Regions from separate parts of the Homo sapiens genome. Here region 2 is linked to region 1. Evidence: chromatin contacts called from ENCODE Hi-C or POLR2A ChIA-PET data. All regions are on one chromosome and are shown on one strand. The core of a region is the stretch at or near the end of the contact, and the rest is flanking DNA. Distances in the headings are between cores, read along the strand shown. Region 1 has its middle 60 kb from the start of AGAP1. Region 2 has its middle 25 kb from the start of AGAP1.

Region 1 (5,830 bases), core at 1,774-4,273:
TATAGTAAAACTTGAAATCAGGTAAAGTAAATATTCTGTCTGATTTTATTCTTCTTTTTCAAAATGATTTTGGCTATTCTAGGTCTTTTTCCTTTCCAAATTAAATTTAGAATTGACTTTTGAATTTCTACACAAAAGAATTGCCATTTTGAAAAATGAGGGCAGAGACTCTATGCGAAAAATTTCAGATTCCCTAACTACTTAGCAAATTGAATGAATGAATGAGCAAATGAATAAACAAATCATCTAGGGACCAAAGGCAAATAGCACATTAGAAGTGAGGAGCCTATTAGAATGATTTTGAACGGAGGCTCAGAATTTATTCTGAATCGTATTGAATTAAAAAAGTTAAATAACTGGGCCGGGAAAAGTGACTCATGCTTGTAACCCCAGCACTTTGGGAGGTTGAGGTGGGTGGATCACCTGAGGTCAGGAGTTCGAGACTAGCCTGGCCAACATGGTAAAACCCTGTCTCTACTAAAAATACGAAAATCAGCTGGTTGTGGTGGCATGCACCTGTAATCCCAGCTACTTGGGAGGCTGAGGCAGGAGAATCGGCTTGAACCCAGGAGGCGGAGGTTGCAGTAAGCCGAGATCATGCCACTGCACTCAGCCTGGGTAACAGAGCGAGACTCCATCTAAAATAAACAAATAAATAAATAAATAAATAAATAAATAAATAAATAACAGGGCCTATTCCTTTTACAAGCAGTTGAAATATAAGCTTGAGTGGCTGCAGTAAGAATAAATTCTGAGTCTCCATTCAAAATCATTCTAATAGGCCCCGCACTTCTAATGTGCTATTTGCCTCTGGTCCCTAGACCATTTGTTTGTTCATTTGCTCATTCATTCATTCATCAACCTGCTAAGTATTTAGGGAATGTGAAATTTTTCACATAGAGTCTCTGCCCTCAAGAAGCTATAGTCTAAAGACTAAGATGACAACTGGCTCCATTGAAGGGCAAGATAATAGTAATAATATCAATTAATCAATTAATTAACCTAGTAATTTAGTAAATAGTTATGGAATGCACTCAACAACATTTCTGGGGAAATGTGAGTAAACAAGTCCAAGTCCTCGCCCTCATGGGATTAGCACTCTGTTTAGGAGAGGCGGACAATAAACAAATACATGTGTAAAACATCGGTGTGTCAGCTGATGACATGTGTTGAAACTAGGGAATGGGGCCGGGCGCAGTGGCTCATGCCTGCAATCCCAGCACTTTGGGAGGCCGAGGCAGGTGGATCACCTGAGGTCAGGAGTTTGAGAGCAGCCTGACCAACATGGTGAAACCCCATCTCTACTAAAAAAATACAAAAAATATTAGCCGGGCGTTGTGGCGCATGCCTGTAATCACAGCTACTCAGGAGGCTGAGGCAGGAGAATCGTTTGAACCCAGGAGGCGGAGGTTGTGGTGAGCCAAGAGTGCACCATGGCACTCCAGTCTGGGCAACAAGAGCGAAACTCCATCTCATAAAAAAAAAAAAAAAAAAGAGAAAGTAGGGAATGGGACAGGGAGTGCCAGATCGGGAGAGTGCGAGATCAGGGTGGTCAGAACAGGGTTCATTGAGAGGTGACATTTGACCTCTGCGTGTGGAGTTGCTTACTTCCCTGGCGAAAAGCATGTCCGGCAATGGAAAGAGGCAGTGTACTGGCTGGGGATCTGGTCTGCTGAGACAGAGCCTTATATAATGTTGCGTAGTCACAGACTGACATCCCATCACCTTTGCCATATTCTGTTAGTTGGAAGCAAGTGACAGGTCTTGCCCACACCCAAGCAGAGGGCACCACAGGAAGGTGCCAACACCAGGAAGCTGGGATCATGGGGACTGTTTCAGAGTCTTTCCACAACAGGGCATTTTTCAAGGAGGCCAAATGGCATTTGAGGTTCAGAAACCCACCTCTCTGACAACAGCCCACCTAAGCACATGGAGAGTTTCTCTGTCCTACAAGTTTATTGAGAACGGGGACCTCTGCCTTATGTATTCCTGTACGTTCAGATTCTAGCTCAACGCCAGACACATAGTTGGCACTCAAAAAAAATGTTTGTGGCAATGAATTAAACGAATGAAGTTGTGTTGCATTACAGAATAGTGAAGTAACTGGCAAAGGGGGACCATTCCGTCCAACACTGAAGGAGATGGAGAAGACGAAGGTGAAAGAAGGTACAAAATAAACACATCTGAAATGGAAAGGGAATGGATATAGACAGTTTTGCATGCTTTCTGAAATATTTAAGATCTTCTTATTATTAAAGAGTTGTGTAAGGCAGTCACTAGGAACGAGAAATTGTCCCCCTCCAACAGGGCATGCTGTGCACATGATAAGCCTTTCCTGATAGGGAGGTTGGAGGAGCAGATGAGCAGAACACCGAATCTGGGGGACATCCTCAGGAGGGTCCCCAAACCTTATGATATTGTTAGGGTGAAGGGTTTACAGTCTGACCTGGATTATATTTCATGCAGTCATGAACAGCTGTGGGAAAATTATGACCACAGAGCATTGATTAACTGACCAATGTCAACATAAATGATGGTTTTTGGTGGGGTATAGTGGCTTAAGCCTGTAATCCCAACACTTTGGGAGGCCAACAGGTGAATTGCTTGACCTCCGGAGTTCGAGACCAACCTGCGCAACATGGTGAAACTTTGTCTCTACCAAAAATATAAAAACTAGCAAGATGTGGTGGCACACACCTGTGGTCCTAGCTATTCAGGAGGCTGAGGTGGGAGGATCACTGGAGCCCAGGTGGTGGAGGTTGCAGTGAGCTGTGATCATGTCACTGTACTCCAGCCTGGGTGACAGAGCAGGACCCTGTCTCAAAAAAAAAAGAAAGAAAGAAAGAAAAAAGGATAGTTTTCTATAGTGCTTCACCTGGTCCTGGTCAACATTTAAAAAACCTGAAGCTCCCTTGCTCAGTAGGGTCTATTGCTCTTTGGTGACATTTGTTCAAGTCACAGTTCCTCAGCTTAGATCAGCTGTGTCACTGGCCTTGCACAGTTCCCTTCCTGGCTATGATGGATGCCAAGGTGGCTGTCTTCCAAGTTCCGTCATTTCCACTGCACTCATTAGATCTTGTGTTGCTCAGCCTTATATCAGCAGTGTCAGTTCCTCTCCTAGCCGTGGCCATCTTCTTAGCGTGAACTTGTTATTAAAACTAGCTAAGACCTTTCCAGAGGCTCTTCTTTTAGCCAAATGAGACATCTGGTGGACACCCAGCTCCTCCATATATTTCAAACCACACTTTGTTTTTGCGATGGATTTGTGATTTAGGATGTAGGATGTGTGTGATTTAGGTGTAGGATGGAGTCATATGCCTCCTCTGAAAGGCCACACTTTCTCCCAGCTGAGTTGTTTTCCTTTCCTGGAATCAGCCTTCTTCTCCCCCCACTCCTCTCCTCCCCAAATGAGTTTCTACTCTTTCTCCATAGTTGCATTTACAAGCTCAAAATTCTGCCTAACTCAGCTGACAGTTTCAAGGCAAGCTTAGAGCAGCTCCCTTTGGTGTACAAAATGAGAATTCTTTTTAATGATGGTGAAATATTTAAGGCTGAATTATACTACTCAACTTAAACCCTTTAATGGAAATTACAAAAATATTTCCCTTATAACCATTTAAACCTGCCAAAAAGGTCACGAATGTGCAAGGAAGCATTTCAAGGTCACGCTGGAGACCGTGTCCTGGGCTGTGATTCAATTTTCGGTTGGGAGGAGGGCACACATGTGAAGTGGCGTCCCTTCTAGCTTTGGGGAAGTTATTTCTGTAAGTCCGGGGAATGTCTCCGTGGGTCCTGGGCAAGTGGCTCTTTTCTCGGCTATGTTCTCCGAGGGGAGAGAGCCTGTCTGCTTGGGTCAAGTCATGTCCTGTGAAGCCAGAGTGCTGTGAAGGTTCTTGGCACGGACTAGCTTTTGTGCCCTTAGCCACAGTGGTCTTTCCCTTGGGCTCCTTCCAACAGGATGGTGTGGGCATACGGTGCCAAATGGCCCTGAAATAGAGTCAGGGATGTGAGCACAGAGTAGACAGCTGCCTTGTAGCCTGACATCCGCCTAAACGCCCCACTCCATTCACAGGGCACAGGAAGAAAACCTGCTTACGTTCACATCACAGACCGGCATGAGTGCATTCTCACAGTTGAATTTTCTATATTTAGGCTTTTCCTTCATCTAGGGAAGCACCTGCAGGTTACTAATACCCCAAGGTGCTGATTGTTTTTTTTTTTTTTTCTAGAAATCAACACATCTAGGGGTTAATAGGCTAGAATGACACAAAAATAGTCCGGTACTTGCAACCACTAAAATATGTTAAAAACGAGCAGAGGAGTTATTCTAGACAGTTGGCACAAAAGTCAGAGCATCTTACTAAATAAAAGCTCATCTTGGAAACTTAGCATTGCTTTATTATACAAGTAATATGTGATCATTGCTGAAATATCGGAAGATTCAGATAAAGCAGGAGAAAACATGGGGAAAATACTTGTAATCAGAGGTAGCATTTAAGGACTTCTGAATGTCCTTGCAGAGTATTCCCCGTGTTATGTGGAAATAAATCACATGCCATTTATAACCTTTTTTTTTTTTTTTTTTTTGGGATGGAGTCTCACTCTGTCGCCCAGGCTGGAGTGCAGTATCCTGGCTCACTGCAACCTCTGCCTCCCAGGTTCAAGCGATTCTCCTGCCTCAGCCTCTTGAGTAGCTGGGATTACAGGCACCCACCGCCACATCTGGCTAATTTTTTTTTTGTATTTTTAGTGGTGATGGGGTTTCACCATGTTGGTCAGGCTGGTCTCGAACTCCTGACCTCAAATGATCCACCCACCTCGGCCTCCCAAAGTGCAGGGATTACAGGCGTGAGCCACCTTGCCCAGCCAGAACCTGCTTTTTTACTTAATATATTATGAATAACTTTCTATATTGATTAATTTATTTCTGCAGTATAACTTTTAAGGGCTGCACATTATTTCATCATATAGTTGTGCCATAATTTACTGAATTGATTCCTTAATTCTTGACTGATTAAATAGCTTCTAATCTTTCACCACAATTTTTCTAACAATAGTCATGAATGTTTGTAACATTTTTGTTTTGTGTCCCAGGTACACAGGATTGGATTGGGCATTATCTCCAGCTTGGGGCACTCTATCTTCATTAATCCATTTAAAAAAATATTTCCTATTATTTTTTTTTTCTTCTTCACCCTCATTCCACGTCTCACTCCATTTCTCCCCCTAGATCCTACTTTTGAGTAATTTCTGTGGTCCTTCCGATCTATCTTCCATTTTCTACACCTTTATTTACATGCAGGTGTAACTGGTGAAAGATATATATTGCTTTACGTGTTTTAAAATGTGAACTTCTTAATTTTCCTTCAACATTACGTAGTGAGCATTTCTTATGTTGGTTTGTGTAGCTTCCTTCCTCCCTTTTGATTTCTGGGGCTTATTCAATCACGTGCAGGAACTGAATGTCGTGTGTCTTTCCATCCTGGTGCTGGACTTTTAGATTATTCCTAACTTTATGCTATTATAAGCAATGCTGTAAGGAACATCCTCATAAATGTACTCTAGTGGCCTGATGTGCAAGTTTATTGGAGGTATTTACCCTGGAGTTGAATTTCTAGGTACCATTACATGTGCAGAGTAATTTCCATTAATTAGCTTTGCCAGTTTATACTCCTACTAATGGTATATGGGGACTCATGCACTGCCCCCCACCCCCCAATAGGATCTCGTTTAAAATTGTGGGCCAATCTGATAGTTACAAAGTGACCATTTTTACTGATTTAATTTATGATTACTAATAGGGACATTTCATTATGTGTTTTTAGCTATT
Region 2 (5,566 bases), core at 966-3,465, 35 kb before region 1:
GAAGCCAAACTTTGTGAAGCTTGCTCCAATGCTCAGCTATTGCATCACCTGTCTCCAAGGTGCTGGCAACGTCAGGAGGCCAATGATGCTCTTAGAGATTCTCTAAAGCAAACAAGCCCATCCTCATTATGCTGCTCCAGGATCCTGGGGAAGCTGGCAAGGTCCTGGTGGTGGTGTCAGGTCACCCTAAGATCTGAGCAGACTGGAGGTGCAGGAACCTGACAGGTGATTGTTAAGTGGCAGATTTAGGTCTAGAATGCCACCGCCTCATTCTCAGTGTGCTTCAGCTGAGCTCATATCCAGTGATTGTCAATTACAAACAAACAAGGTTGGAATCAGTCTGCTGGTCTCAACATGGAAATCAAACTTGCCCACCTCTCTGTTTTAATGACTTCCCCCAAAACTCTGTTAAAGGTGTAGAGCTCGTGTTCCCTCTTCTCACATCATATAGGCTTTTCTGCAGAGAAGAGGCTGGTGGAGTGGTATGTCCATGGACAAGCTGGGCTCAGATGGTCCAAGAGCTTCCCTGGTGGGCAGGGCTACTGCTATGGACTGAATTGTGTTCCACCACCCCAATGCATATGTTGAAATGCTAACCCCCAATCTGATTGTATTTGGAGATAAGGCTTTCAGGAAGTACTTAAGGTTAAATGTCGTTCTAAGAATGTGGTCCTAATCTGATAGGGTTGGTGGCCTTATGGAAGATCTTGTTCTCTCTGTCTTTCTGAGTGCACCAACCAAGAAAATGCCATGCGAAGACATAGCAAGAAAGTGGTCATCTGCAAACTAAGAACACAGCCCTCAGCAGAACCCAATCATGCTGGCACCCTGATCTTGGACTTCCAGCCTCCAGAACTGTGAGAAATAAATTTCAGTTTCTTAAGTCTATAGTATTTTGTTATAGCAGCCCCAACTGACCAAAATAGCTACTGTCTTCCTGGCTTCCTGGCTCTATTCTTGTCTGAGCAATTCCTCCCAGCAACTCATAGGCACAGAACACCATTATAACCCAGCTGGAAAGCAATGTGGCAACATGTTGCAAAAATGGTTATGCCTTTGGCCTTGTCGTTCCAGTCCTGAGTATTTTTAGGAAGCAATTTAACAGGAGGAAAAAACTGCGTACATTGAAAATGCTCCCTGGAATGATATCTTGTAGGTCATCAAATCAAAAGTATTTAACAATATATAACTATCCAACAATAGGGAACTGTGTGTCAACTTGGTAAAATGTGGTACAGTAAGACCGCAAGTAGTAAGGTTATACAGAGATATGGAAAATATATATATATATATATATATATATATATATATATATATATATATATATATATTAGATGCAGTTTCGCTCTTGTCATCCAGGCTGGAGTGCAATGGCATGATCTCCACTCACTGCAACCTCTATCTCCAGGTTCAAGTGATTCTCCTGCCTCAGCCTCCCGATTAGCTGAGATTACAGGCACCCGCCACCACGCCCAGCTAAATTTTGTATTTTTAGTATAGATGGGGTTTCACCACGTTGGCCAGGCTGGTCTCGAACTCCCAGCCTCAAGTGATCCACCTGCCTTGGCCTCCCAAAGTGCTGGGATTACAAGCGTGAGCCACCACACCCTGCTGAAAATAGATTTTATAGTATATAGTTTAAAAAGGCAAAATGCTACAACTTGTGAGTATTTTAATTAGAAATATGAAAAACATGCACCCATGCATAGGAAGATAGGAAGAAAATATGCCAATTAATTAACTTAGGGTGGTGGGATGTTAGGAATTTAAGCAATTTTTCCTTATGCTTGAAGTTTCATTGTTTCTACAGAGAACAAAACAAGGCTTATGCTTGTCAGCCTGCATCCTGAGCAGAGCCTGTTTTTCTCCTCCAGCTAAGAGTTTCCAGACCCACAAGAGGCCTTTGATGCCACAGTCCCATGGGGCTGTATTTTATAATAGAAGAGAATATCCACTTGTTACAGGAACTGCATCCTACACAGCAGTGTAAACCGTCACCGCAGTCCCCCGACAGCCTTCTCTGCACCTTTCCATTAACCTCGCACCTGAGCTCACCTCTGGTTAATAGAAAAACCTCCATAAAGCCTGGAGCCAAGACTAACTTCAATTTTCCACAGCTTTACACTGGCCAGCCATTTCTCACACTGGGGTGTCACATGATTTGCTTCTCATGACAAAATTCCCTGGAACCAGATCCTTCTCTGAGTCAGAGCTGAGTCCTCAAGCTGAGCTGAGTATCGGGTAGCAGGAGGGAGGTTATGCTCAGCCTGGCCATTTTTGACATTGAGACATCAGGAACGGGACTGCCTCCACTTCCCTTCCCAGTGACGGGCAGGAGCATCTCCTGCTTCCGTGTGTGCCGGGGCAGAGTCCATCTGACAGCCCCTAGACTCACAGGGTCTTTTTATCTACATTACTCAGGTGCACGCTGTCCTTCGGAATTAAATTTACACAGGAAGTGGTGAATATTCTCCATTGATACAGCACCTTTATTTACTTTTGAGTCTGTTTTATTTTCAATGTAAACAAATGAATATATGGCAAAAAAAACACCCCAAAAAACACAAAATGATCTAAAGAAAGAAACAAAACTATATCCCCACCCACCAGTTCTACTCACTGGGAGTAATTATTGGCAAATTCCTACGTATCCTCGGGTCTATCTTGTTTGCATATGAGCAAAATCTGTATGAATATTCTGTATACCTTAAAAACAAAACAGGACCAAGTTAGGATCATACTGCGCTTTGTTCTAGCCCTACGCTTTTCACTTAATTATATATCTTGGGGATCTTATCAGCACATATATACTTTAAATTTTTTATTTTTGTGGGTACATGGTAGGTGTATATATTTATGGGGTACATGGGATGTTTAGATACAGGCATGTAATGTGTAATAATCACATTCTGGAGAATGACGTATCCATCCCCTCAAGCATTTATCCTCTGTATCATAAATAATCCAATTATACTCTTATTCTAAAATATACAACGAAATTATTATTGACTATAGTCACCTCATTGCAACACTTTTTTTTTTTTTTTTTTTTTTGAGATGGAGTCTTACTCTGTCACCAAGCTGGAGTGCAATGGCGTGATCTCGGCTTACTGCAACCTCCGATTCCCTGGTTCTCTTGCCTGGCTTCCCGAGTAGCTAGGATTACAGGCATGAGCCACCATGCCCAGCTAATTTTTGTATTTTTAGTAGAGACGAGGTTTCACCATGTTGACCAGGCTGGTCTCAATCTCCTGACCTCGTGATCCGTCCGCCTTGGCCCCCCAAAGTGTTGGGATTACAGGTGTGAGCCACTGTGCCTGGCCAACACATATATTTTTAATGGGTGCATAGTATCTTACTTATAGCTGTAGCATAATTTATTTACATAGACATAATTTATTTAATAGACATTTCAGGGATTTTTCTTTTTTTAAAATAACAAATGCAGCTGCAAGTGAGCATTTTGTGCACATAACTTTGTGCACATTTCAAAGTATATTTGTAGGGAATTTTTTTTTTTTTAAGACAGGGTCTGGCTCTGTCACCCAGGCTGAAATATGATGGCATAATCATGATTCACTACAGCCTCCACATCCTGGGCTTAAGCAATCCTTCCTCCTTAGCCTACTGAGTAACTGGGACCACAGGCACGTACCACCAAACCCGGCTTATTTTTGTATTTTTGGTAGAGATTGGGTCTCACTATGTTGCCCAGGCTGGTCTCGTACTCCTGACGGAGCTGAGGCCAGGTGTTCGAGACCAGCCTGGGCAACATAGTGAGAGGCCAGCCTGAGTCTCCCAGAGTGCTGGGATTACCTGTGTGAGCCACTGTGCCCAGCCTGGTAAATTTTTAATGATGGAAATACTAGGTCAAAGGTAACATGCACTTAAAATGTTGATTTCTGCTGGCAAACTGAATAAACTGCTGTAGTTTATTCTTCTACCATCAATGTGTGAACCTACCAGATTTTCCACATTCTAGCAAATGATGCATGCAAACTGTTTAATTTTCCCAATGATAGTTGAAAAGTGGCCTCTTCCATTATTTAATGATGATACTATCATTATTTAATTTGCATTTTCTCAATTCTGAGGTTAAACATCCTTTAATGTATTTGTTGGCCATTTATATCTTTTTGGTTCAGTGAAATGCCCTGTTCTTGACACATTTTTTTCCTCTTGGGTTTTTGTCCTTCTATATTATTTTATTAAGGAAATTAGCTCTTTTTCTGCTTGTAGATTATAAATCTGGTTTTTTTGTTTGTTTGTTTTACCATTTGAAGCCTGTTTATTAGATTATTTTTCACAAAGAGGAAATTTTAAATTTTTATTTAGCAATTTGAACAATTGTTCTCTGTTTTTTAAGTTCTTGCATTGGTTTTTAGGTTTTGCATTGATTTATCTCCATTCCAAGATTTAAAAATCCATGTTTTGTTTTCTTCTAGTGCTTTAATAAGATATATTTTTAGGCCAGGCACGGTGGCTCACGCCTGTAATTCCAGCACTTTGGGAGGCCAAGGCTGGTGAATCATGAGGTCAGGAGTTTGAGACCAGCCTGGCCAACATGGTGAAACACTGTCTCTACTAAAAATACAAAAATTAGCTGGGCGTGGTGGCGCGTGCCTGTAGTCCCAGCTACTCGGGAGGCTGAGGCAGGAGAATCACTTGAACCCAGGAGGCAGAAGTTGTAGGGAGCTGAGATCACGCCACTGCACTCCAGCCTGGTGACAGAGCGAGACTCTGTCTCAGTAATAATAATAATAATAATAATAATAATAATAATAATAATGTTCACTTTTACATTTAAATCTTTGAACAGTCCAAAGCAGCTTCATTCAGTAGAACCTCCTGTGTTGATGGAAATGTTCTGTGTTGTCCAATATGGCAGCCACCAGCCCCATGTGGCTCTTGAGCACTTGAATTGTGACTAATGCAACTGAATATGAGTTTTTACCATTATTTAATTTAAATTAATTTAACTGTAAAGAGCTCCAGGCGACTGGTGGCTACATTATTACAACTAGAGTTTATTCTGGTTTTAAGATTGCAGGAAGAGCCAGGCGCGGTGGCTCATGCTGTTAATCCCAGTACTTTGGAAGGCTGAGGTGGGTGGATCCCTTGAGCTCAGGAGTTCGAGACCAGTTTGGGCAATGGTGAAACTCTGTCTCTACAAAAAAATACAAAATGAGCCAGGCATGGTGGTGTGCACCTATAATCCCAGCTACTCAGGAGGCTAAGATGGGAGAATTGCTTGAACCCAGGAGGCGGAGGTTGCAGTGAGCTGAGATCTCACTACTGCACTCCAGCCTGTGCAACAGAGACCCTGTCTCAAAAACTAAATAAATTAAAAAATAAAAATAAAAAAATTGCAGTAGGGGCGGGGCACGATATCTCATGCCTGTAATCCCAGCACTTTGGGAGGCTGAGGTGGGTGGTTCACTTGAGGTCAAGAGTTTGCGGCCAGCCTGGCCAACATGGTAAAACCTTGTCTCTACTAAAAATACAAAAATTAGCCGGGCATGGTGGTGCATGCTTGTAATCCCAGCTACTTGGGAGGCTGAGGCAG

Evidence for each region. Hi-C counts contacts between places; a loop is a spot of excess contacts on that map. ChIA-PET counts read pairs that join two places held with the same protein, here RNA polymerase II (POLR2A).
Region 2: a map of psoas muscle shows a loop between it and region 1 (5-fold over the local background). The contact joins two enhancer-like sites. A Hi-C loop is called at or near these places in 1 of 168 maps with a recorded cell type or tissue (psoas muscle) and 1 of 37 single-sample maps with no recorded cell type. POLR2A ChIA-PET finds 5 or more read pairs at or near these places in 2 of 52 experiments (IMR-90 and WTC11).

What each region holds. Positions count from the first base shown.
Region 1 is chr2:235,431,349-235,437,178 of GRCh38, reverse strand. No RefSeq gene overlaps it. Among named protein-coding and RNA genes, the nearest start is that of AGAP1, 60 kb to the left of the region's middle. Within about 2 kb of position 3,023, at least 13 of the 41 ENCODE cell types and tissues checked have a DNase peak (open chromatin) inside an H3K27ac peak, as active enhancers do.
Region 2 is chr2:235,465,825-235,471,390 of GRCh38, reverse strand. No RefSeq gene overlaps it. Among named protein-coding and RNA genes, the nearest start is that of AGAP1, 25 kb to the left of the region's middle. Within about 2 kb of position 2,215, at least 6 of the 41 ENCODE cell types and tissues checked have a DNase peak (open chromatin) inside an H3K27ac peak, as active enhancers do.